Linked DNA regions of Mus musculus: regions 1 and 3 are each linked to region 2. A link is a loop called in an ENCODE intact Hi-C map of the cell type or tissue named here. Cell type or tissue: heart. All regions are shown on one strand.

Region 1 (8,000 bases), 55 kb after region 2:
GGGTACACTGATCTAGTTCTCTGAACTCACCTAGCATGCAGTATACAAATGAGTGAACCGCACTCCAGATGTTCTGAACCTGAACAAGTTTGTACATGGACACATTTTTAACACTGTCAAGTAATGTTTAATGTCCAGTAGGGTCTGAGAACCTCTTACTTAAACAAACTGGAGAAAGACAGGTGCCCAGATTTGCAACCAGAGTCTCATGTGTGCTAAATAAACAGTTTGCACTCAGTCTATCTTAATGTAAATACATTTTAATGAATTTCATCATCTAGACATGTAACTCTTCATAGACAAAGACTGTATATGAAGCAATGTGTTAGAATAATGGTTGCCTTCAATAAATTCAGCACTGTCTAATCTCTTCTAGGCATGCAGCATTGTAGAGAAAAATTCTAATTAGACAGTCTTTGGAACGCCATTCACTGAAGGCTACTCTGAAAGTGAATAGCCTATTTTATAATTATTTCCTTGCAAAATACTCATGAAATACGTTATACATGAGCAAACCAAGGTTCAGGAAGGTGATCTTGCAAATCAACAGCAAAGCCAATATTCAAAAATCAAGGTAATAGGCACACCAGTGAACTTTTCATCCAAAAAACCAGAAAAGAAAAAGCTACCCTATCCCAAAGTTCTCACCCATGCTAAGTCATGTACATTAACAATTAGAATGATATAAATGGAGTTAACAAGGAAAACAAGATAATCAGTGAAGAGGGAAGCTTTTCTTCTTGGTTTTCCCTATCTAGAACAATAATAGCAGAATCTATATCTTACCCCTCTGAATGACCTATAAAAGCTGGGAGACAGAGAGTGTGTGTGTGTGTGGGAGTGGGAGTGTGTGTGAGTATATCCATGCCTAAGGGGATCCTGAATGGTGATTTTGGCTTCAAAAAGTCATATATAAAACCCAGTTCATGTATCTGCCTAAGGTAATAAAACAAGTCACAACGGGGACACTTAGCTGGGCTAAGAACCTATACACAAACTCAGTAAAGTCACCGTCACCTGCAGCTACTATTGGAAGAACACATGAATACTAACCATGGGTGAGATTTTAATACAGAAGGTGAGCTTCTGCTTTGATCTGGATATATATGTCACACTATTGACCTCACTACTATAGCACTAGCTTGTTTCCTAAACTGCTACACTCCTCTGTGCTAAGTTCCAGACCACGACCTCTGATCATTCATCGTCCCTACAGTTCTAAGCTTGCTGCTGCTTATCCCAGCCTAGACTCCTAAGTTCCCTGACAGAAAAAAGTGAATCGGATCCATTGCCAGTCATATGTCTAACGTCTCATTACTGTGTGTCAGTCTGGCACTGCTCTACATCCTTAAGAGTACAGCAATGAACAGAGAGAAACCCCTGCCTGGTCAGAGCTTCAAGTCTATTATTAGCTTTCCTCGGTGCAACAGGGTGACAGAACCAGCAAGTGAGTGTGTGCCTCAGCCAGCAGAAACCGCTGTTCAGAAAGCGGGCAGAAGAGGTCAGAGGCTGCTATGTTACTTATCAGGGAAAGTCTCACACGCCAGAAACCCGAAATAACCTAACCAAAGGCAGGCCACACAATCATCTGGAAGGGAGAGGCCCCTGACAGAGTAGGAAGGGCAAGCACACCCAGCCCAGGGCACAGTGACGACATGTCAGCTGCTGGGTAGACTGCAAGCAGTCGAACTGAGTATAGAAAGGGGCAGAGCAAGGGCAGAGGGGAAGCTGGTCTACGCACAAGGGTCACAGGACCTCAAAGAATCCTGATCTGTGTGTAGGGAAGCAAGAGCAGAAACAGCAAGCCTTGATACAAATGCCATCACACACCCCCTGCCAGCCCGCACCCCCACCCCAGACAAGTACCCAGCAGGGCAGAGCTGCTTGAACCAGGCCTGACTGGGGGATGATGGACTCCTGTCAGATTTTAAAGACAGAACTCACTAGCTTTGTGCGTGGACTGGGAGTGAGGAGAAAGAGAAGCCTATGAGAGCTTTTAAAGCTTCAGGAAGAGTGGAGCTGCCATTCGTTGAAGTGAAGCACTTTTATTTTCCCAGAACCTGGCAAAGTACCTAGTGCACAGCGGACACTCAAATACCTGAGAATCGAGCTTAACTGAATAAACTCCCGGGTAATTCAATATATGGCTTTCCGCTTCCTCTGAAGTCCTCAGTGGTGTTAATTCCACAAAGAGGCTTAGACCCAAACCTTACACAGCACAGCAACAAATCCTGACCTCCCAACGATCATTTTGCCTTTAATGTACAACCTGTCTGGACACCCGGGAGGGCAGCTCTGAAAGCGAGTGAGCTTGAAGGGCCGCCTCACCACCACAGCCACAGAGCTGCTCATTAAGGACATCGCACTCCTGGAAGGGATGCTGATGCAGAGTGAACCCGATCGGCCACAATGAACAGAAATTATAACATTTAATGATAAATTTTCAGAATCTGACAAGACCAAGTCCTGTAATAAACAGCTCCTTTAAGCTGGGGTAAGTCCCTTCGAACACATTCCTATTAGAAATCAGAATCTGCTTGACAATGTGACATTTAGCGCGAGCACACACACACACACACACACACACACACTCGCCATCCCCCAAGGCATGTTCCTGCCTTAGTGATACTGAGAAAAGAGGCAAATAGGCTGCCCTAACTCGCGGTACTTCTCATACTCTCCATTCGGGGACTTAGTAACCCAGCACCTTTGTTCTAGCCCTCTGAAGAACCATGAAGTTAGCAGAAATTCCCTGAAAATAAAAGTTAATATCCTTCCTTCCAATCACTTTAAAATTTGAAAGCTTTGTTTTCTCAAATGTGCCACCTAAAATTGTGCTTTTATTTTATTTTTTATTTTTAAGAAATGTGCAAACATCTTTCAGGAAAACATCCTCTAAAAACACTCCTGAGGCCTGGACTGCACAGTGACTCTCAGGCCAGCCTTGGCTATAGAAGGAAACCGTCTGGGAACACCAAAAACACTTCAGAGAAACTGGACCGAGAGCACCAAGCAACAGGCGGCGGCACTCTCCTTTTCCCAGCCAGTCAAAGGCCTTGAACCAACGCAAACAAACGCCAGCCAGGCTCTCGTATCTCCCCGCTCCCTGCCGGCAGCGCTAGCCTGACAACACCGCGGTCCCTCGCCGCGGGGCTGAACCGAATGGAACCCGCACTCAACCGATCAGCGGTTTGCGGAGGCGCGAGCCCGCTGGGGGTTTCCCCCAGCACGGGAAGCGAGTACGAGCCGGGACACCCTGCGACTCCGTTTCTGCCGGAGCGCGCACGGCCTCCCCCGGGCTCCGCACACAGCCGGGGGCCGAGGTGCGGGCGGGGATGCCCCCGGGGAGCGGGAGGTAGATAGTCCGAGGCCCGGGGAACGACCGGGGACCCCCGATGGAAGGCCTCGGGGCGCCAGTTACGCAGACCCGCACGAGAGGCGCTAGGAAAGCGGGACCCGGCCGGGGACCGGCGGGAAGGGAGGTGCTGAAAACACGGGAAACCCGGGGCCCGGAGCGGAGCCAGCGGGGGAGGGGAGCGTCCGCCCGCCGCCGGGACCGCGGGACGCGGGGAGGACAGGGGCGCGACCCCCGGGCCCCCGAGGATCACAGCCGAGCGTCCGCTGCGGGTCCCCGTCCCCGCCCCCACTCACCATGTAAAGCGTGAAGGGCAGGCCGAGCAGAAAGAGCCACAGGTAGAGGTGGAGCGCGTTCACGAAGGTGGCCTGGTGCGGGTCGTAGTACCAGCCGCCGCTGAGCGCGGCCCACACCCCCTGCCGGAGGATCTGCAGCGTCTGCGACCCCATCCCCACCCGGCGTCGCCGCCGCCGCCGCCGCCGTCCCCGCCCCGGCCCCAGCTTCGGCCTCGTCGCCTGCGCGCCCGCGGACCGGTCTAGCCCCCTCCCGAGCTCCGGGAGAGCGGCCCGGCGCCGCGGCGCTCGCTGGTGCTGCTGCACGAGGAGGAGGAGGAGGAGACGGCGGAGGAGGAGGCGGCGAGCGGCAGGGCGGAGAGCGGCGAGGAGGAGGAGGAGGCCGGGCTCCTGAGCGCCGCCGCCATCTTGTCTTCGAGCTCCGAGCCCGAGCCCAGTCCGCCAGCGCTGCCGCCGCCGCCGCCGCCTCCGCCGCCGCGACCCCCGCCGGCCGCCAGCCTCGGCCCGGCGGAGCAGGCGAGCGGGCGCCCGGCAGGACGCGGAGGAAGCCGCGCCCCCTCCGGCTCCTCCTCCTGCTCCCTCCACCCGCGGAGCGGTCCCCACGGGTACGCGCAGCGCCTGGGTCGCACGGGCGCCTCCTGTTGGGAGAAGCCTGCAGAAGCAGCATCTGGCCGGGGTGGGGATGGGGGTGGGGTCGGGTGGGGTGGGGTGGGGTCGGGTGGGGTGGGGTGGGGTGGGATCCGGTCGGGTCCGAGTTTGCAACCCGGATGGCACTGCACCGGGCATGACCGACCACTGCAAGCTCTTTAAAGTCGAGCGGACTTCCAGACTTCCAGAATTCGTAGACCTTGCAGGGGCTGCCGTTTGTGGCAATTGCCCAAGACAAAACAAGTAAAAAACATTTGGGGGTAAACTGTCTGAGTTTGACACTGCAGGACTGGAAGAATTAAAGCAGAGTTGAAAAGAACTGTGTTACCCTTTTTTGGACCCGAAGCAGCTTGAGTGAGAAAAAGGGCGACGACGTCAAGAACTAGAAGCTTTACTGCTTCCAAATAGGTGTAAATTAATACAAGCTGCAAGAGATACAAAAGTATGACATGACCAAGTTATGCTTGCACCACAACTTTTCTTTTTCATGTGGTGCAACTAGTAACCATTTTTATCAATGGGCCAATCTCAGCAGAGTTGAAAGATTCCTGACTCCACCCAAACTTTGAATGGGGTCTTGTACTTCTCTTTTTATAGCTGTGAAAACTGGGAATCATTCTTGGCCCAGTCTAATGTTTCTGAAGTATGTCTGATCTCACTGGATGGCTTTTTTTTTTTAAGGGTTTGAAGGTTGAGTTTATTGTAGCAATAAACGTACTCTGTTTTCCCAGATTAAAGTTGCTATAATTAATGAGGAAAGCAAGTGAGACAGAGCAGTTGGTGACATTTTAAGAAGTGGTTAAAACCCATCGCAGTGCCTCTGGGTATCATGCCACTGTATAGCTGGTTATGCTCACACCTGCTCCACTTAACCTTCACAACGCTCCTTTAACACAGCCAGGGCTATCCTTATTTTTACCAGTGAGGGCTCTGCCACTCAGAGTGATTGCCCAGGTTCTCATAAGTAATAAGCTGTGGAGTGCTCAGAAGTCAGCGTTCATCCTAGCAGCATGGACTGAGCCTTTCATATCCACTCAGGTAGGAGTTAGAACTCAGGCAGGACCTTCAGGCTTAAGGATATAGTCAGCTGTTCTCAAAGGTGATGGGGGCATCACCTCAGAATGACTTAGAAAAGGAAATTCTCACATTATCTCTCTAGGGAAACTGGGTGAGAGACTAGGGAAAAACCAAAAAGTTTTAAGAAGCCTTCCAGAGATTGTAAGAACCTTTCAGGTAGGAAGAACACCACTTTCCGTTGTATAATCACAAAGTGATCTAAGTTCAAAGCACTTTAAAGGGTGTAAATAAATTCACATCAACATATATTTTAAATGTATGACTAAAAACAAAATCAAGATTAAGTAATACAATATTATAATTAAAATAGTGACCTAATGGCTTGATTCACAGGCACAAGATGGTTGAGTTTTCTTTTGTGTCTCCTGAAGGAGACAGGAAAGCTCTCTTGAGAAACTGGAAGCGATCCCAAGCTTTCCAAAACAAAGGAAGATGTAAACCAGGATAAAATTCCAATAGCACATTAGTTTCCATGCCAACAAATATCCACTGTGGTTTAATATGAAAGGATGGACTGTCACAGCGAGGCCGACTGGGAGAAATGGGGTCTAGCACTGGACTCATCCGTGGGGTGGGAGGCAGACCCAGCTGGACCAGAAAAGAGTACGTAGTGGATATAGAACCAAACCCGCAGCAAGCCAGGAAGGCAGCCGGCAGCAGGGATCTCCAACATGTGAGGAGCCGACACAGCTGCAAGGCAGCCTGGAAGCTCAAGGAAATGTTATGGCAAGAATGAGAAAAATATGTTGCTTATTGCAAGGCCCCAACCTTGCTGCTAAGGTTTTCCAGGTCTAAATTCATGGCCTTAAGTTTAGGTGCTGGGCAAATTCTGGTGACCCAAGAGAACAAGGCCAGATTTGATGGCTACTTTAACAGGGAAAGTAGCTTACTGCCTAGAACTGGGACAAATTCTCACACTGTGTGGATACAGTATGTTGAGGCCCCTGGGTGTTAATGTAAAACCCTAATTCCCTTCCAACATTCCTGGGCTTAATCCCAGAACCTAAAGAAGGGAGCTATACAGCAATAGTCTCTACGTGAAAAGGGGCAGCCGGACAGCAGGGCCAGAAAGTTAAAAGAGGGCAGATAGAAACTGCCTCTTTCACCCTGAACTGGTAGAAGCTTTTTAGAAGAATGCAGATTAACTGGCAGTTGAAAGAAGGCCTAGAAAAGACTGACCTTCCCAGATGACTGACTCAGTCCCTGGAGGAAGGGGCAGATCTTACAGGCTTTTCATCTCGCAGCTTTCAAAATGTTTGCAGGTGCTCCCACATGCTTCCTGTGCTGTCCACAGGGGCACAGAGAGGTTAAATGGTTTGCCCAGGTCACACCCTGTGTCATACTCATAAAACGTGAGTGCCAGACAAAAAAAATGAAGACATCTAATTTGCTAAATGTTAACACTCCCAGCCAGGCCCAAAAGTCATCAATAATGTTATACTTAACATGTCAGAGTTAGCAGCCGTGACACGCTGCCAAACCACCACCTGACATGGGCTCATCTTTCAGCTAATCCCATTAAAATGATGTTTCCTGACTGGCTCACAGACCCCTTGAGGACTGGGAGCACCCACGGCAGATGCTTTCTCCTTCCTGAAAAGGGAAAAACTGAGCAGTGGAAACCATCTAATGACTCTACCCAAGCCCACCTGTGACAGAGGCATCCATGATACAGCCCTGTCTATTAGGTGTCAATCCCTTTAAGGCTCACGTGTTGTGCCAACTACCCAAAGCCAAAAACAAAAAACAAAAAAACAAAACATCCATGTCTCTTCTGAGACCAGATCCTCTTCTCTCTCTTAATGAAAAGAGCATTTACTTACTTGCTCAGACTTGGACCCTCTCCTAAGGTCTAAACGCCTGCTCCTTCTCCTGTCCACGCCCATTGTGTTGCCAAATCAAGCCTGCTGGTGGATGCTGTCAGCAGCTCTTACCTAACAGCCTGTTGCCGCCAGTCCCTCCCCCTTCAAAACCTTTGTACCTTCTACCAGCAAATTAATTTCCCTAATCTACTCTTCTTAAAAGCTTTTAATTCCCTCCAATAACCTACCTTAGCCAAGTCTTCAAGGCTCCCTATTAACCTGAATAGTCCCTTTCATTTACCTGCCCCTGCTCCTAGCAGGAAACCCTTTTTATTGGTAGATATCAGCATATAAAGGTGTATGTTTATCAGCCCACCCAGTTATCAATCTGTTTATGTGCTCTTATGTACACTAGAGCTATCAGCCCTCTAAAATCCATAAAGACTGCCCCCTCCCTCTCTTTACCCCCCTCCTTCCTCCCCCCTCCCCACTCACTTAGCACTTAATTGTCTGCTACTTTCTGTGCCTCCAAGTGAACCACATTCCTTGATGCTCAATGGCAAAGTGCTCCTCAGTGTGCCCCAGCTGGCAGGGTGCTCCTCAGTGTGCCCCAGCTGGCAGGGTGCTCCTCAGTGTGCCCCAGCTGGCAGGGTGCTCCTCGGTGTGCCCCAGGTGCTCCTCAGTGTGCCCCAGCTGGCAGGGTGCTCTTTAGTGTGCCCCAGGTGCCCATCAAAAAGCTGTTAAAGATCAATGCACTCGGTGTAGACGGGCTGCAGAAAGCACAGGGTCAGGACTTTCCAATCAGGAATGCAGATCTATTTTTTT
Region 2 (8,000 bases):
ACCACCGTGTTCACCGAGAGACGTGTGCTTTCCTAACACAGAGGAACTGTACTTTCCGAGCAACAGGGTCAACCCACAGTGCTGCAGTAGCTTACTCACCTCCAGTGGCTGCATCCTGCTCTTCCCCTTCAGGAAATGCAACCTGGCTTGGCAAACTATTCCTGGAGCGTGTGACCGTCTCTAGCTGGGAAGCCCGGCCCAGTAAAGACAGCTCATCCAGCACCTCTCCCTCTTTGGCCTCAAGATCTGACTTTGAAGTGGTTAAGGGCTTCATACTGTCCGGTGCCAGCAGCCTGTTTGAGTCATTCAAACAGGCCACAGTGCCACTATCCAAGCTCAGCACCCGAGCCCGCGTCTTGGCACTACTTGTGCTGGAAGTCCTCCGAGAGGCCCTCTTTTTGGTGGTTCCCTCAGGGCCTGGATGAGCTCTGTGCGTGTGGTCTGAGTCTGTGCCCCGGTCCCTATGGCCATGTTTGGTCTTGAGGGCACCGTATTTGCCCTCGGGAGACTGGCAGGAATGAGACGTGGCACTGGAAGAGCTGTCGCTGCTGAACTGGTGAGCCGAATGAATACTGGGAGCTCTGCTCAAGTCGCTTTGATCACTAGAATCCTCGTCATGACCAAATACAGCACTGTGCGGCTTGGTTCCAGAGACTCCTCGAAAGGAAACATAGTCCCTATGGCGACTAGAATCAAAACTGCTGGCCCGTTTCTTTCCTGTGCGCCTCCTGCCTGGCTTGTGGGCAGAAGTTGTCCGGTGGATTAAGCTGGAGGATTTGGGCCGGACATCTCCTTCCTTCTGCTTCCCACCATCGTCTTTACAAACTCTGGAGTCGGTGGCCAGGCTGGGCTTCTCGCTCTGCTCCTCTTTGCTCTCTGCACTCTGCTCAGGCGGCCTGTCGCCAGGCACAGTAAACTCATTTGCATGGGGGTTTTTATTGGCATCTTCTGATGCAGAGCTGCTGGGAGCAGCCTGGTCAGCCATCTCCTCAGATGCCTGAGCATCTGGAGCCTCGGGAGGCCCAGCAGGTGTGTTTCCCTCTGGGGCAGTCTTGTCACTGCTAGTCCTTCGGTCATCAGCCCGATGGCTCCTCTCTTCCACTGAGTCAGCACCGCACTCTCTCTTCCGGGCACTCTTGTCTCCCACTTTAGGAGATTCCTCATGCTCAGACAAGATGCTCTCGATGTGAGTGGAGCTGGTCTGCTCACTTTTATAGCTGCTGAGGGTGCTGTTGGTGTCCCTGTCGGTCCCACTGCAGTAGCTCTCGGTGGACCCGCTACTCCGCGTGCTCAGGCTCCTGAGACTGTCCACACTCTTTTCCGCATTCAGCGCCCTGCTCTTCCCACACTTTGTAGGTGGCTGGGAGCTACTTTTTCTTCTGTCAGCAGCAGGCTGAGACTGTGCCGGAGGGCAGGACTTGCCCGCTGAGGACTCTCGAGTGCCTGAGTGAGGCTTAGATGAGTCTAACTCAGTAACAGGGTCTAACCCCCGTCTCTGCTGCTGCTGATAAAGAGGGAGGCCACTCAGTGATGCGTCAGGAAAAGCCACGGCAGAGCTGGAAGTCCGTGGCACTCCTCGTGGTCGGTGCTCCTTCCTATAAGAGTGCGAATGTAAAGGTACAAGAGAAGCCACTTCTGTGTCACAGGCACTGCACAGTGACTGATCAACACGGTGGTGCTGGCTATGACTTGGCAGGCTCACTTTGTCACTGAAGTCCCTTGGTAAATCCTGTCCACAAGAGGACAAGGATGGCTGAATAGAAATGAAGGAATCATTGGAGACCAGGCGGAAGAGCTTGCGATCAGTCGCCAAATCTGTGCCAAATACAGATACATGTCAGCTTCTGCACTGGTTAACAAAGAAAAGAACTCACAGTATACAGTAGTAAGTCAAGTATGAGCAAACCTCAAGCAGAGCTAACCAGTCAACCCAAAGACCCATTCTAACTGATGGAAGGAACGGAACTGTCAAATCATTTGAGCTCTTCAAAGGCTTCAGAAAAAGTTTGTGTGTGTGTGTGTGTGTGTGTGTGTTCTCTCCTCTTCCTTCCCCCACCTCGATTTTGAAGAGGATCTCTGTATTTAGCCTAGGTTAGCCTTGAACTTCAGGTCCTCATGATCCAGCATGAGTCTGCAATTTCAGGTGTGTGCCACCACAGCCTGCTGCGAGCTCTATTTCTAACTTCCAAATAGATAACCTTAGGTTACCATTTGGAGCCTTTGTGTCTTCATCTAAAAGATTTGTGATCAAACTTGTTCAGTAGCAAGCAGGAAGTGCTGAATATATCCACATATATAATTATATGTATATATTTTAAAAACAAAATTAATAGTAACTGTTAATATTGTGTCTCAGGAAATACTTTAATTTTTGGGAAACACTAGTAAGATTATTTTACAAACAAACAAAAACCTAGAATGGAGCTCCAAAATGATGTAGTGGGTGAAGGGCTTGCTGTGCAATCCTGGCCACCTGAGTATATGCCAGGAGCCTGAAGAGGGAAGGAGACACTAACATCACACAGCTGTGCTCTGACCTCCACACACACATCATAGCACATGTATGTCCACATTACACAAATACACATACAACCACCACCGTGTTGATCAGTCACATAAAAAGTTATGAACTACAGTAGGAAGAAACAAACAACAGAATCAAAGTGTTGATCAATGCTCAAACGAAATACAACATGATGCAAGGTATCTCATAGTTTGTGGTAGTCACAAAATGACAGGAGCTCACAGGCCCCACTTCTGAGGGATGTGCCATATGGTGGTGTGTCTGGGGGAGGAAGAATCACTTTAGGGGTGCCCTAGGAGGGTGCTCCACTGAATGGACCCACACCTGTGATTATACTAAGACAGCACAAACTACGTGTACACACATACACACACACACACACACACACACACACACACTTAACTGAAGACTCAAAGCTGGGATGAAGTAGCAGGGGCAGGGGATGGAGCTGGACAGAGCTGAGGGAGGAGTGGGAGTTAATGTGATCACAACACATCGTGTGGATATGAAATCCTCAAAGAAGAAAATATAATAAACCCAAAATCATGTACAGCATGTTCCATGTCCTCAATGAGAATATGTTAAATATTAACAAAAAATAGTAATAATTACAGGCTAAAATCCTATATTTTCTTTCATTACTGATGAAGCAATTATAAGTAAGCCCCTTAAGAAAAAAACACATGTTGCTCTATGTTATAAGAGCATCCCTTCATCTTTTATTTACAGTAGGAGCTACTGACTTAAATTATCATACAGACTTCATAAAGTAATAGACATAAAAAGTCCATCTACCTACACAAAAGCTGACTTTTAAAACCTTCATTTTGACAGGAAAGGATGCCTGAACCTGATGTTAGCTTCATCAAAAGAAAATTAATTTAGATGTGGTGACACATGCCTGTAATCTAAGCACTTAGGAGACGGAGGTAGCAAGATCATGAATTTGAGGCTAGTCTGAGCTATAAATACAAAAAACAACAAAAAGAAAACTATGCTTTAATTATTGTAACCATATAGACAAACTATAACTCAGAGGAGGGTTAGGTGTTCACTTGAATCTCAGTGGTAAAAGCAAACACTCTCTCCTAAAACTATAATAGGAATGAAGTTACCACACACATTTATATACTTCAAAAACTGGCAGTCCCAAACAGCATTTCAGCAGCTCACACAGTTGCCACTAGGTGGTGACAAAGCCCAGCCAGGACCATGGAAACCCTGTGCCTGCAAACCTTGCAGAGCTGCCCCATCAGTTTACCAACTTCAGAAGAACCCGACTCAGTGTGTGCTTTTGCACTTTGCTTGCTTTGCTGTTGTTTGGTGGTGGTGGTGTTTTTGTTTTGTTTTTTTGTTTTTGTTTGGAAAAGGTCTCTATAAATAAAGGGTGGTTTAGAACTCACTTTGCCACTTTGCTGCCCCAGGTTGGCGTTGAACTCATAACAATCCTCTGTCTCACCCTCCCAAGTTCTAGGCATGAGCCTGCATGCATAGCTCTTACCCCATATTTAATGTGTTGGCTGGGCTGCTTGGTATTTGCAAATTGACAATTCCTAAATGTCAAACCCAGACACCTAACCTGACTTCTCTCTTCTCATGACTGCACTGAGGTCCCAAAGAAGCACATACTAAATATGCCCCAACTGGATGTCCCACCCCAGCCTCCATTCTCTCCTGTCTTTAATTTAGAAAGGACACCCCATTGTTCCTGCTGTCCATCCCAAATAGTACTATTAAAATCTTATAGGACACTACTAAAATCCTCTAACAGCATCTTATTAGCGCGCGCACACACACACACACACACACACACACACACACAGAATGTAAATAGACCATGTCTTACTACCCTCATGTTTACAATGGCCATCCAAACGACCTCCCAACTTCAGCATCCACCCCTTTGATACAGCCTTAGAGTCAGGGCTACGATGGCAGTTCATCTCCCCAGGAATTAGAACAAGTATCTTTAGAAATGCCCTCTGAGACATTCTACCACCCACACATGCTGGTTTTCAAACCTGACAGGTGTGCTCTTCAGGACTTCACACCTCTTGCATTTGCTGCCCCTGCAGAGAAGGGGCTCTCTTTAGGTCTTCGATGTAGGTAAAAAGCCACTCTATTTAAGATTACCACTTTTCGTAGTCTCCATCTGTTTACTCTTATAACTGATTCACAGTACTACAACTCCATAATAAGACCGTGAAAGCCGTAAGAGAGTACAAACTATTCACTGATTAATTTACAATATTTAAAACAGTGCCATGTACATAATAAGAACAGATAAAAGCCAAGTTACAAACTATTTGAGGGACCAGAGAGATGGCTCCTGCATTAACAGTGGATGCTATTCTTGAGTTCAGTTCTCTCTCTCTCTCTCCTTCTCTCTTTCCCCCACCCATACTCACACTCACACCCACGAACTCAAATCCACAAACAATAAGTATTTTTTACACTATTTTAAAGTAGTATAGTAGTTTGAATTTGGCTATGAGTGTGGGTAAGTTTCCTACAACTCTTTTTAAAGTCATAACGGGCTCATCTGTGATGTACCAACAGCCTGGAGTGAGAGCTGGGTAAATGCACATGAAGACAACCAACCAAGCAAGAACTGTGGAATCCAGGCTGACCGTGTTTGTAAAGGACTCACGGCAGTCTGGTACAGCCATGTCCACTCACAAGTAGTTTAGAGATCCTTCCCCTCCATAACAACAGAGCTGGGTACCGAGGGGACAGATGAGCTGCAGAGCTACCTAGGCCTCTGCAAAAATAAGCATGTGGACTCCTAAGCTAGACAACAGACTAGTGAATTCCAGACATTATCTAAGCTCCTCTATACCTGGCTACAATGGTAGAGTTGTATGTGTATAAATCTCAAGCAGCTAGATTATCATAAAACACAAACAACAAAACCCTTGCTTAGTGCTTTTTAGATATACAATAAGATAAAGATATATGACCCCTAAATGCAAGCAGACTCAGTGCTCTAAGACTATGACCTGGTTGTCAAGACATTATAATGGTACACATTATAGAAATGAAGACTGCAAAATGAAAAGTAACTGATTTACCTTTAATTTCAAAGAAAGAAAATGAAATCCATACCACGCAGTCTGTCTAGAAGCCTGGGGAGGGGGGAAGGGGCCCTCGAAAGCAATTTAACAATGACAAGATAACTTTCAAATACCAGCTACAGAATAAACAGAATATGCCTATGAGAAATGAAGTTTGGGCGCTGGAGAGATGGCTCAGCGGTTAAAAGCACTGGCTGCTCTTCCAGAGGTCCTGAGTTCAATTCCCAGCAACCACATGGTGGCTCACAGTCATCTGTAATGAGAACTGATGTCTTCTTATGGTGTGTCTGAAGACAGGAACAGTGTACTCATGTATAAAATAAATAAATTTTAAAAGAAGAAGAGGAAGAGGAGGAAGAAATAATTAAGGTTGGGGGTGGGAGAGCGCCACCGCAAGCATGCTTACCTTGTTCTTCACTTCCTTCTTTACAAAGACTAGAACTCTGGCCCAGACTCAAACTTATGTCATCAGAGGTCTTAGCAGTGTCCGTGTCTCCTACAATGTAGACAAACACATGCAGGCATGACCCTGAAGCAAAGGCACAGCAGAGAAGGGACAGAGAGTGGGAGGTCCTGTCACCTAAGGCAGGTCAGACACCAGCAACTACTCACTATGTGCTGAATGCTCTGACTGTCTTACCAAGTAGGACAGACTATGGGAGAGAATGACAATGTGACCTAACAACATAACACCTAACACAGAATACAAAGAATATGGGAGAGTTAGTGTTAGCTTTTTTTAAAAAGCAGATTCTAAAAAGAAATGCCAACTACTTTATAACAAAACTGAAACGAGGGAAATGTCCTTCCCCATGAAGGTTAGAAACTACAGCACTATATAGCAAAACCATACATTTATTTTAGGGAAATAATTCTCTTTTAATGTTTCAATTATGATCACATTTAAAACTGGCACAGCAAACTAGTTTTTCACAAGCTGAACCCATACTTAGGAAAACATATCCCCTATGCCAAAATGTTTCTAATAAATCAAAACTTATAAATAATACAAATGTTCAAATATTCTTGAGATACTTAAATGATGAAATGATAACACAATTTAAATCAGACAATTTAATAAGATCATGTTATGCCCTGGCGTATTTAAAAAATTCCCTCTAGTGGAAGGCTGTCTTTCAGAGAGAGGAATAGCCAGTGCTCAGTAAGGTACCTTTAATAGTTGCTGCTGTTCCAAGTCGAGAGGATCCAGATCCAATCTGAAATCAAGACAAGGAAAAAAAAAAATGAATTTACCCACCAGCCATAAGTCACCACTAATCCAAAGCACAAGACTATCAAAATCATCTTCTCTGGCATGCTATCAGTCATTTTCATCGATATTAAAGACACCTGTTGGGCACATTCTCTCAGAGGCACGCAGCTGCTGCGGCTCCTGCTGATGAGCCTCTGTGTACCAAAGACGACTGACGGAGCCTCTGTGGACTAAAGACTGATGGGGGCCCTGGGGCAAACACCTGCCACCTCAAGCAAATTGCACTGAGGAGTTATTATCATTATTTTACATTATATCATGGCACGTTTGTGTTATAAACCAGAAGCAAAGCCACACACTGAGTCTGTGGGAAAAAAACAAAACATAGGACTTCTTAGGGCAGAAAACAACCAAGTTTGAGGAGAAAAAAATACAGAGTACAACATCAAGTCTTACTATTCTTAGTTCTAAGACAAGAGGAACTTTTTATTGATGGTTAGAACATTTAAAAATAATAAAAATTTAAAAAAAGGAACTCTCAGCACCCACTGAGATTGTAACTGAGCCTTCAAAGTTTATACTCAAGATGGCCTAGCATTTTCCTAAATGTATACACATCATTTACACACTCATATAAATAAATACCACAAATTCCACAAATACAGTAAGAAAACAAAATACAGCATGATTCTGCCAACTAAACTGGCAAGCTGCAGAAACTCTTCCAGTAAGTCTAAATGGACTCAAGACAGTTTCTCACATTCAGCATCGCAAATAAAACTTAAATCATAGAGTACTTATTTTCTTTACACGCTCCCTGCCCCTCCGTTTCATAGTCACTGCAGCCACAGTATTCAAGGAGTAAGCTCAGAAGATGGGTAACTGTGCCACTTGCAGAGCAGGGGAGGCTAAATTAACCAGGACGGCCACTAACTGCTATCTCAAAAGTAAAGACACTGGAGATGCATGCTGTGATGTGTAAGAATTTGTCAGTGAAAAAGAAAACAAAAATATGTACAGGTTAAACTATAAACTTGATGTTAGCAATAAAAACTAAGCTTTCCGGGGCTGGAGAGAACGCTGCCAGCAAGCGCTTGCTTTGCACGCAGGAGGATCTGACTGGATCTCTAGCACCCAGTACAACAATGCCCCCGCCCCCCTGCAAGTCCAGCATTAGGTGGGTGGAAAA
Region 3 (8,000 bases), 80 kb after region 2:
TTTGGGACCAAGTGTTTTAATGTCTGAGGCCTATTGGGGGCATTTCCCAGGCATACTACCCTATGTATGGCATGCATGAAATCATCAAAGAATAAATAAAGAGCAGTTTTTGAAGAGAATGTAAGTGAAAAAGAAAATGATATTGAGCTACTATAACCACTACTGTATCCTACTTAGGTCTACCAGCTGGTGGACCACTGCAATGGGCTAGATGCCAGTCTCCCCAAATTCATATGTTGAAACCAAATTCTAAATGTGACAGTATTCAGAGTTTGGCCTTTTGAGGCGATGTTGATCATAAGGTTGGGGCTGTGCTTCACAAGATTAATGCCCGTATGAAAAAGACCCAGCCAGTTCCGCTGCCCTTTGGGCATGTGGAAAGAGTTGTCTGTTCTTCCAGGAGTTAGACCCTTGCCAGATGCTGTATTTATTGGCAGTTTGATCTTAGATGTCTCAGCCACCATAACCGTAAGAGATACATTTCTGTTGTTTATAACACAGTCTGCTACAGTGTAAGTGGACTAACATTACCTCCCTTCTGAAACCCAGCAGCAGTAGGGAGGGTGTATTGATTCTCCCTTGGCTCTTACTGGGCAGAAAAGAATTCTCCCCAAATATAAAAGTTCCTGGGAATGCCTCCCCTCCTCCACTGCCTCAGGTTTCCAGACTTCTTTATCTGACTTCTTTTGGAATCCAGGGACTAGAGGAGCTACAGTGGACTTTTGTTTACTGTTCTTGGTTTTTTTCTCTCTCTCTTTTTTTTGTTTGTTTTTTAATGTTTTGGGTTTTTTTGTTTTGTTTTGTTTTGTTTTGTTTTTTGAGACAGGGTCTTCTCTGTGTAGCCCTGGATGTCCTAGAACTTGCTCTGTAGACCAGGCTGGCCTCAAACTCACAGAGATTAAAGGCACAGACCACCACCACCGGCGTAATGCTGGGCTCTTTTAAAAACCACATAACCACAGGGTGCACTGGAAGAAAAGGGGCTACAAGTCAGAAGAGATGGATCCCATTCTTCTCGTCTTAGTTCAGTACTTGACATTAGGGTAGCTAAAGCTCTCTCTCTCTTCAGAACTCAAGCCCCGGTGTTTGTGGGGTCCTGTGATCTGTGAGCATCTGTGAATATAAAGAACTAGCTATATTTGAACATGCCTGCATCTGGACACTCTTTCCAAGGACCTAGCGAATGATTCCCTGAAGAGCCCCAGATGACCTATGGATCAGTTGCAGTTTTACACTTTCAATTTATACAACCAACAAGAAAAGGATGCACAGCTGGATTTGCTGGAAATTGACAGTCTGGTTTTATTTTGAAACCACGGCTGGTAAATTGTACACTGAAGGCTTGGCTTACAGCAAATGAGTGTATGTGAAAACAGAAGCGGGTCAGCCGATAGTCTCAGTTTCTACAACTCTAACAATACCGATCCGTGGATAACAGCTCAGCTGAGAAAAGCAGAATGCTTGGTGTAGGCAGAATTCTGGGAGAGGCTGAGATACCTTGCCTGGCAGCTCAGGAATCTCTTGTAAGTTTTCAGTCAAAAACCACTGTGGCATCTGTCGAGAAGACACTTGCGGTATAAATGAGCTCTCACATCTGTTAACATGGGGAGACTGGATGGACTTGACCTAACCAAGAGAGGAACTCAACAGAAGAAAGAGTCTCTATATCAAAGCTAGAAGAAACAAGACAAGAAACAGAGCTAAGAATGGGTACTCCATGGTGGAGTGTCGGCCAGGAAGTACACTTTGACACTAGCTTGGAGTTAAATTTGGGGCAGTCTGAAGAAATTTGGACAAAGGTTCCAGAAAGAGCACAGCCAAAGAGGTCGACACACATACCTGTATTTCTATCACCTGGGAGGTAGAGGTGGGACGCTCCTGAGTTTGAGGCCAGTCTGAGACTGTGTAACACACACACACACACACACACACACACACACACACACACAGAGCGAGAAAGAGAGAGAGAAAGAGAGAGAGAGAGGAAGAGAGAGAGAGAGAGACTGGCTGACACACACTTTCATTCAACCTTTGTGACGAACATGGAGCAGAGAGCTAGGTCTCTGGGTTGCCATGGTTTTTGTGGAAAAACTGTGAGAAAAATACATGGGTGTTATTGAAGGTGCTAAATGTGTGGTGATTTGTTACTCAGTGCGGAACTAGAATTCACGATTTATAAATGCCTTCTTCTCCTCCTCCCCCCCTTCCTCCTCTCCCTCCTCTCCCTCCTCCATCTCCTTTTTCTTTCTCTGTGCTTGGGGTCCAAGTACCCTACGACTGAACTGCATTCCTACACACCATAAGTGGTTTACAGAAAGCCCTTTTGTCTAAAAGACCAAACCATTCTTTAAAGAGAAGCCTACCAATTACTGTGGACGAAACCTACCAGGCAGGCCCCTTGCTACTCAAAGTATGGGCCATGGGGTCATCGGCATCCACCAGGCTCAGTGAATCATTAGAAATGGTGCATCTGGAGGGACTGAATCAAAGCCTTCATGCTAAGAGAGTTCCTGGTGGCCTGCGTACCGTGTTAACGCTCAGGAAAAGCAGTAAGCGTCTAAGTCACCTCCGAAGCTCTTGATTCAGTAGGACCCAAGCCTCACACCCAGGTTTTATCAGCTGTGTGACTCGAGACAAATCGCTGGGCCTCGCTGAGCTTCTACTAAAACAGAGCAAGCAATACTGACTGCAAAGGATTGGGGGATGGGCTCAACAGAGCAGCTTTTAACTTATCATTAGCCTAGCACTGACTGAGTGAAGGCTTAATATCATGTGGATATTACTAACGGAGATAACAATGCACGTGGATATTATTGGATTGGGCACTAATAACAAGGTCAATTAAACATTAAAGGAGTAGGCCAGCTATACCAATTGGAAACTGGTAGTCAGCCCCCTCATCTGGGGACATACTGATATTGACTCCTCAGGGACCATAGAAGGTTGTGACCTTAGAGTACTAGCCCTCAGAAGTCATCCCTTACACCAGACAGGGTCAGTCATGCATGGCCCTCAGAAGCACCCATACCCCGCACCCCCATGTCGCCTGTCAGCATTAACTCTACTGGGCTTGACCCCACTTAGCTAATGAGTTCTGTCCTCAGACCACAGAGAAGATTGTAAAGCTTGGGGCAGGTGGTATGTGTCCCTGCTCTCCAATGACAGCTTCCCCATAGAAAAGATGAAGGGATAAGCTGGGGCGGTCGAGCCATGTGGCTGGTTTCGCAGAAACCTGAGATTCCATTTTTTGTCTCGCTTGTTTGTTTTGTTTTAATGTTGGAGAAGGCAGTGACACGGGTATTTGTGTCACCAAGGATGAGAATAGGCACTGAGGCTGACAATTCCAAATGACTTATGCAATGGCATCTATGATCCTTTCTGGAGAGGTCCAGCTCCCCCTCCTGGCTTCCCTGTTCTCAGCAATGTTCCTGTGGCTTCTTCATCATCATCGTCTCTCTCTCTCCCTGAACCAGTGCGGTGATCTCTATGGCTCAATACAAATGACAAAGATGATGTGGGTAATGACAGCAGTTCTCCTTTACGGAATGTCCCCAAGTGCCAGGCACTGCTCATGCATTATTTAAGTCCTTGTAATAACTCCAGGAAAGAGACATTATGCTCCTTTTTAGTCATGGAAAACTGAGGGCCCAGAGAGGTTAAGTGGCTTGCCCAAGCTTACACAGCAGATAAAAGAGCCTTGGATTCAACTTGAGGCTCCTTGACTCTGAGGCCTGTGTTCCTCTCTGTTGTCCCTATCATTTTCCTCTCGATGCTTTTTTGTAGTAGGCCTTCCAGGCCACTGCCCAGTCAGCTTTTGAGTGATCTTCTCTCCTGCCCTTCCCAGGACTGCACTACCCACCTGTCTGGCTCCTGGATACATGTAGCACTCACCTTGTTCTGAGGCACAAGTTTCCCAGTCTCCCTGCCCACAGGAGTATCAATGCCATCTGGGTGACAGCGGTGCACGCCTTTAATCCCAGCACTCGGGAGGCAGAGGCCGGTGGATCTCTGTGAGTTTGAGGCCAGCCTGGTCTACAGAGTGAGTTCCAGACCAGCTAAGGCTACACAGAGAAATTATGTCTCAAAAAAAAAAAAAAAAAAAGAACGACAAAGTATCTGCTTCTAACCAGCAAGGCATAGCCTAGAGATTCCAGAGTCTGAGAAGGCCTGCTCTAGTCAAGGTTACACGGGTAGATGTTTTGAAAGGAAGCTTATTAGGGAATTGGCTAGTGCAGTTAGGGTGGCTGAGAGGTCCTGAAGGCTTACTCCCTGGCATGCTGGTAGTGTGGCTCAGTTCAAGCCCAAAAGTATCCAAAGAAGGGAAAGGGAAAGTGTAACTCTTGGTTTGAAGCCTAAAGGTTGAAGTCTAAAGTATCTGCAGAAGGGTCCTCAAGAATAAGCACTGAAGCCCAAAGGATGGCAAGCTTGGGTTCTAATGGCCAAAGCAGAGATGAGCGGGTCGCAGGCATTTGGGTAAGGTACCAGCTTACTTTCAGTGTTTGCTCTCCATGTGTCTACCTACACTGTCTATCTGTCCTCCCCTCCTTGACTATTCAAACTCACATGCTAATCTCCTCTGGAGACACCTCGACAACTGTACCCTTAACAGAGAGATTCCTGATATTTCTTAGCCTAGTTATGTGGAACCTAAAATTAACCATCTGCAGCAACTGCTGGGCTCAGGGCTGTGATGACATCATTGGCAGAGGCAGCTAAAGAGGTAAAAGGTGATTTGGGCTCATGGTGAGAGTAGGGTCCATATGGCCGGGAATGTGCAGCAGAGTTCACGGTGACCTCCTTCCACCCAGCCAACCCTCATATCTTAAACAATCTGTGCAGTGGTTCCCAGTCTTCCTCATGTAGTCCCTCATGTTGTGGTGACCCCCAACCATAAAATTATTTTTGTTGCTACTTCCTTACTATACTTTTGCTACTGTTATGAATCGTAATGCAAATATCTGTGTTTTCTGATGATCTTAGGTTACCTCAATGGCCAGAAGGGTCTCGACCCACAGGTTGCAAACCACCGTTCTAGTCGCCTCAAACAGCTGGAGGCTGTATGTGCAAACAGATGAGCTGAGGTGTCTGTGTGTCTGTCTGTCTGTCTGTCTGTCTCCTCCCCACCGTGGTGTGTGTGTGTTGGCTCTCTTTCTAGACCTACCTACCTCAAATTGAGGGTTATATGCATCTCCCGCCCTTGCTCATGGTTGCAGACCCCCTGCTCCAGGTGCTTCTCTGCTCCTGCTGTGTTCTCTTTTTATGCTTCTCTTTCTCTCAAAACTACCTGGTTGTCCAGACCTATCCTGCATCTCAGAGTGATGCTTTGACCTGCAATTATAACCATCCCCCTCCCCATCTGGCTTCTATGACCCTTTCAAATTCCAGCCCTAATTTCCAGCCAAAAAACTCTTCCACTCTTGGTGATATTTTGCTCAGCCTTAGCTTCTGCCCTGCTCTGCTAAGAATGTTAATTCTCCCATTTCTCTGCAATGGTTCTACAACATCCGAGAGAGGGGTTTCAAAATCCATCTTCTGTACAGAAATGGCCTTAATCTTTCCAAGTGACCTCATGCTTTGTTCTCCTGTGGTGCTTCATCCTAGTGACAATCACGCCATGCATTTCATCACAGAGAAAAATGTGCATATTTCTCTCTCCTCTCAGAGCTATATGTGTTTTGAATTTGGATGGTTTCTCCTCCCCACCCCCCTCCTTTGAGAACCTTACACTTTCAAACAAAATGGTTTCCTCTCATTAAGGGCTTGACATGAATCCATTGACCCATCATCAGCTGGCTGGGTGGCTGGACAGGAGGTCATAGGCACTGAATTGCTATCTAGGCTTTGACAGTCAGGGAACCATGGCAAGAGAAGGCTGAATCATTCAGGAGAGTAGCTGTCATAAGCACAGGGAGGAAGGATAGTCGGAGCAAGTGATCCAAGCTGGGGATCCTATCGGGCTGTTTGTACGCACACTTTATCAGTAGAACACCTGAAAACATAGGTAAGCGATAGATAATCCAGTATAATCTGAAAACTAGCTACCATCATAAATATATCCATTGGCTTAAATACAGAAAGCCGGGGTTTGGCATATCCAGTGTCCTTTCCGCGTATGTATTTTTTATTTATTTGAATGCCACACAATCTTGCCTATAGGGGATCTGATGGAGAAAATATATCAATTAAAGTCCCTCTTCCAAAGTGACTCTAGCTTGTTAAGCTGACAAAACAAAACCAAAACAAAACAAAACCAAAAATAAAAACAAAAAACCCCAACAAACCAGCAAAAAAAAACCAAACCAAAAAACAAAAAACAAAAAAACCCCACCAAAACCCAAAAACCAAACACACACACACACACACACACACACACACACACAAACAGCCCAAAATCTAGCAAGCATACAATGGACACTTCCCCCTCCTAATTTCATCTCCTCTCCTTCCTCTTTTTTTTTTTTTTAACCACTGAGTCCAAATTAGTGCTGCCTGTGTGCCTATATGTACATGGGTATGCGGTCATTCACTGGGACATGGACAACCTACCAGTGACATGACCCAGCAGCCATCAACTGCTAATAGCTCTTTAGCTACAGGTAGGGCCACATGAGGCCTTATCTGTCCATGTGAGGATACAGACTGGTTCGATCTTCCACCTGTCTCATGCAGACAGTCATAGCTGCTAGGAGTTCATGAGTACAGTGTCCATGCCAAGCCCATAAGATAGCATGACCTTCCTTCCCATCTCCTAGTCCTTTCTTACACTTTTTTTCTTCTACCCATCTTCCTTGATATTCCCTTGGCTTCAGGGAAGGGTTTGATACAGATGTCCTATTTAGAGCTGAGTATTCCGTCCCTTATTCCCAGTATTGATGACTTATGGGTCTCTGAGGCCTTAACCATTACCTATTGTAAAAATCGAGCTTCTCTGGGCATGGTTGTAAGCAGCACAAAGCTGTAGGTTTAAAATTAAATATTGAGAAGGCAGTTTGGCCGTTTCCCAGTTATTGTCATTGTTTGCTTGTTTGCTTTGTCAATTTGACCCAAGTTAGAGTTGTCTGGGAAGAGGGAACTTTAACTGAGAAAATGCCTCTATCATATTGCCTGTATGCAAGTTCATAGGACATTTTCTTGACTAATGTGTGATGTGGGAGAGGTCAGTCCACTGGGGCTGGTGCTACTCCTGAGCAGCTGGAAGGAGGCTTAGTCGCCCATGGGAGCAAGCCTGCAAGCACCGTCACTCCGTAGCTTCTGTTTGAGTTCCTGCCTCTAGGCTCCTCCCTTGATTCCTTGTCCTTGCTTCCCTTGGGGAACAAACATGACTTGAGAGTTTTAAGATAAAATCAACCCCTTTGTTGCTTTTTGGGCATAGTGTTTTATCACTGCAGTAGAAACCCTAAATAGAACAGAGAGCATGGCCATCTAGCAAAACAACTATACTGGGTCCCCTTCTACATCTACAGTCTCGCAGCTGCTGGCTTCTGTCAAGCTTACAGTAATGGGTATCAAATTCCTTCTGTGGCACAGGGCTCTAATCCTACAGAAAGTGATTGGTTCCTCCCAAATCACAAGAGCCAGTGGCCTTTCTAGCTCTCTGCTGTGTTAGTTGCAGTGCTGTCTTCATCCCCGGGAAAGCCTCCTGGGTTTGGAAGGCTTCTACTAGTGATCAGGCTAATAGTTTTTTTCCTCCTCTTCTACTGGAGCCCTGTGGCTTTTTCTTTGTTTTCCCATTCATCTTTTATCTGTTTGTATTAATAGCACAAAATAATTGTTTTTATCATGACATTTCTACCCATGCCTATATTTTGGTCACATTCACCCTCCCATTACCCTTCCTTGTTCCACCCTGCCTCCCGCTGATCCCTCTTCTATTCCTAAATATTCCCCCTTTTACATCATCTTAGGTTTTTTTTTTTGTTTTTTTTTTTAAATCTGGGCTCCACATCCAGAGAAGATATGTGATTTTTGCCTTTTAAAGACTCACTTATTTTGCTGTGATT

The links. Hi-C counts contacts between places; a loop is a spot of excess contacts. Peaks named below come from ENCODE experiments on the same cell type or tissue, not always from the same donor. Only the 100,000 strongest peaks of a DNase experiment are listed, where the experiment ranks them.
Region 1: a loop joins it to region 2, with 5 times the contacts of the local background. A loop is called at or near these places in 15 of 42 quality-filtered maps.
Region 3: it touches region 2 in a loop (8-fold over the local background); 3 of 42 quality-filtered maps call a loop at or near these places.

The regions. Positions count from the first base shown.
Region 1 is chr12:81,856,176-81,864,175 of GRCm38, reverse strand. Pcnx (pecanex homolog) reads right to left here and starts at 4,146. Exons shown (of 36, transcript NM_018814.3): 1 at 3,652-4,146. The coding sequence starts at 3,804. In heart, CTCF peaks have their summits at 3,049, 3,692 and 4,268; DNase peaks (open chromatin) are centred at 1,525, 3,365, 4,265 and 7,295; H3K4me3 peaks cover 3,954 bases; H3K27ac peaks cover 4,183 bases.
Region 2 is chr12:81,911,480-81,919,479 of GRCm38, reverse strand. Pcnx (pecanex homolog) reads right to left here. Exons shown (of 36, transcript NM_018814.3): 4 at 6,770-6,815; 5 at 6,005-6,094; 6 at 100-1,815. Among named protein-coding and RNA genes, the nearest start is that of Pcnx, 55 kb to the right of the region's middle. In heart, no CTCF peak of the experiment used is centred here; a DNase peak (open chromatin) is centred at 3,739.
Region 3 is chr12:81,831,744-81,839,743 of GRCm38, reverse strand. No RefSeq gene overlaps it. Among named protein-coding and RNA genes, the nearest start is that of Pcnx, 24 kb to the left of the region's middle. In heart, a CTCF peak has its summit at 3,399 (motif pointing left); no DNase peak of the experiment used is centred here.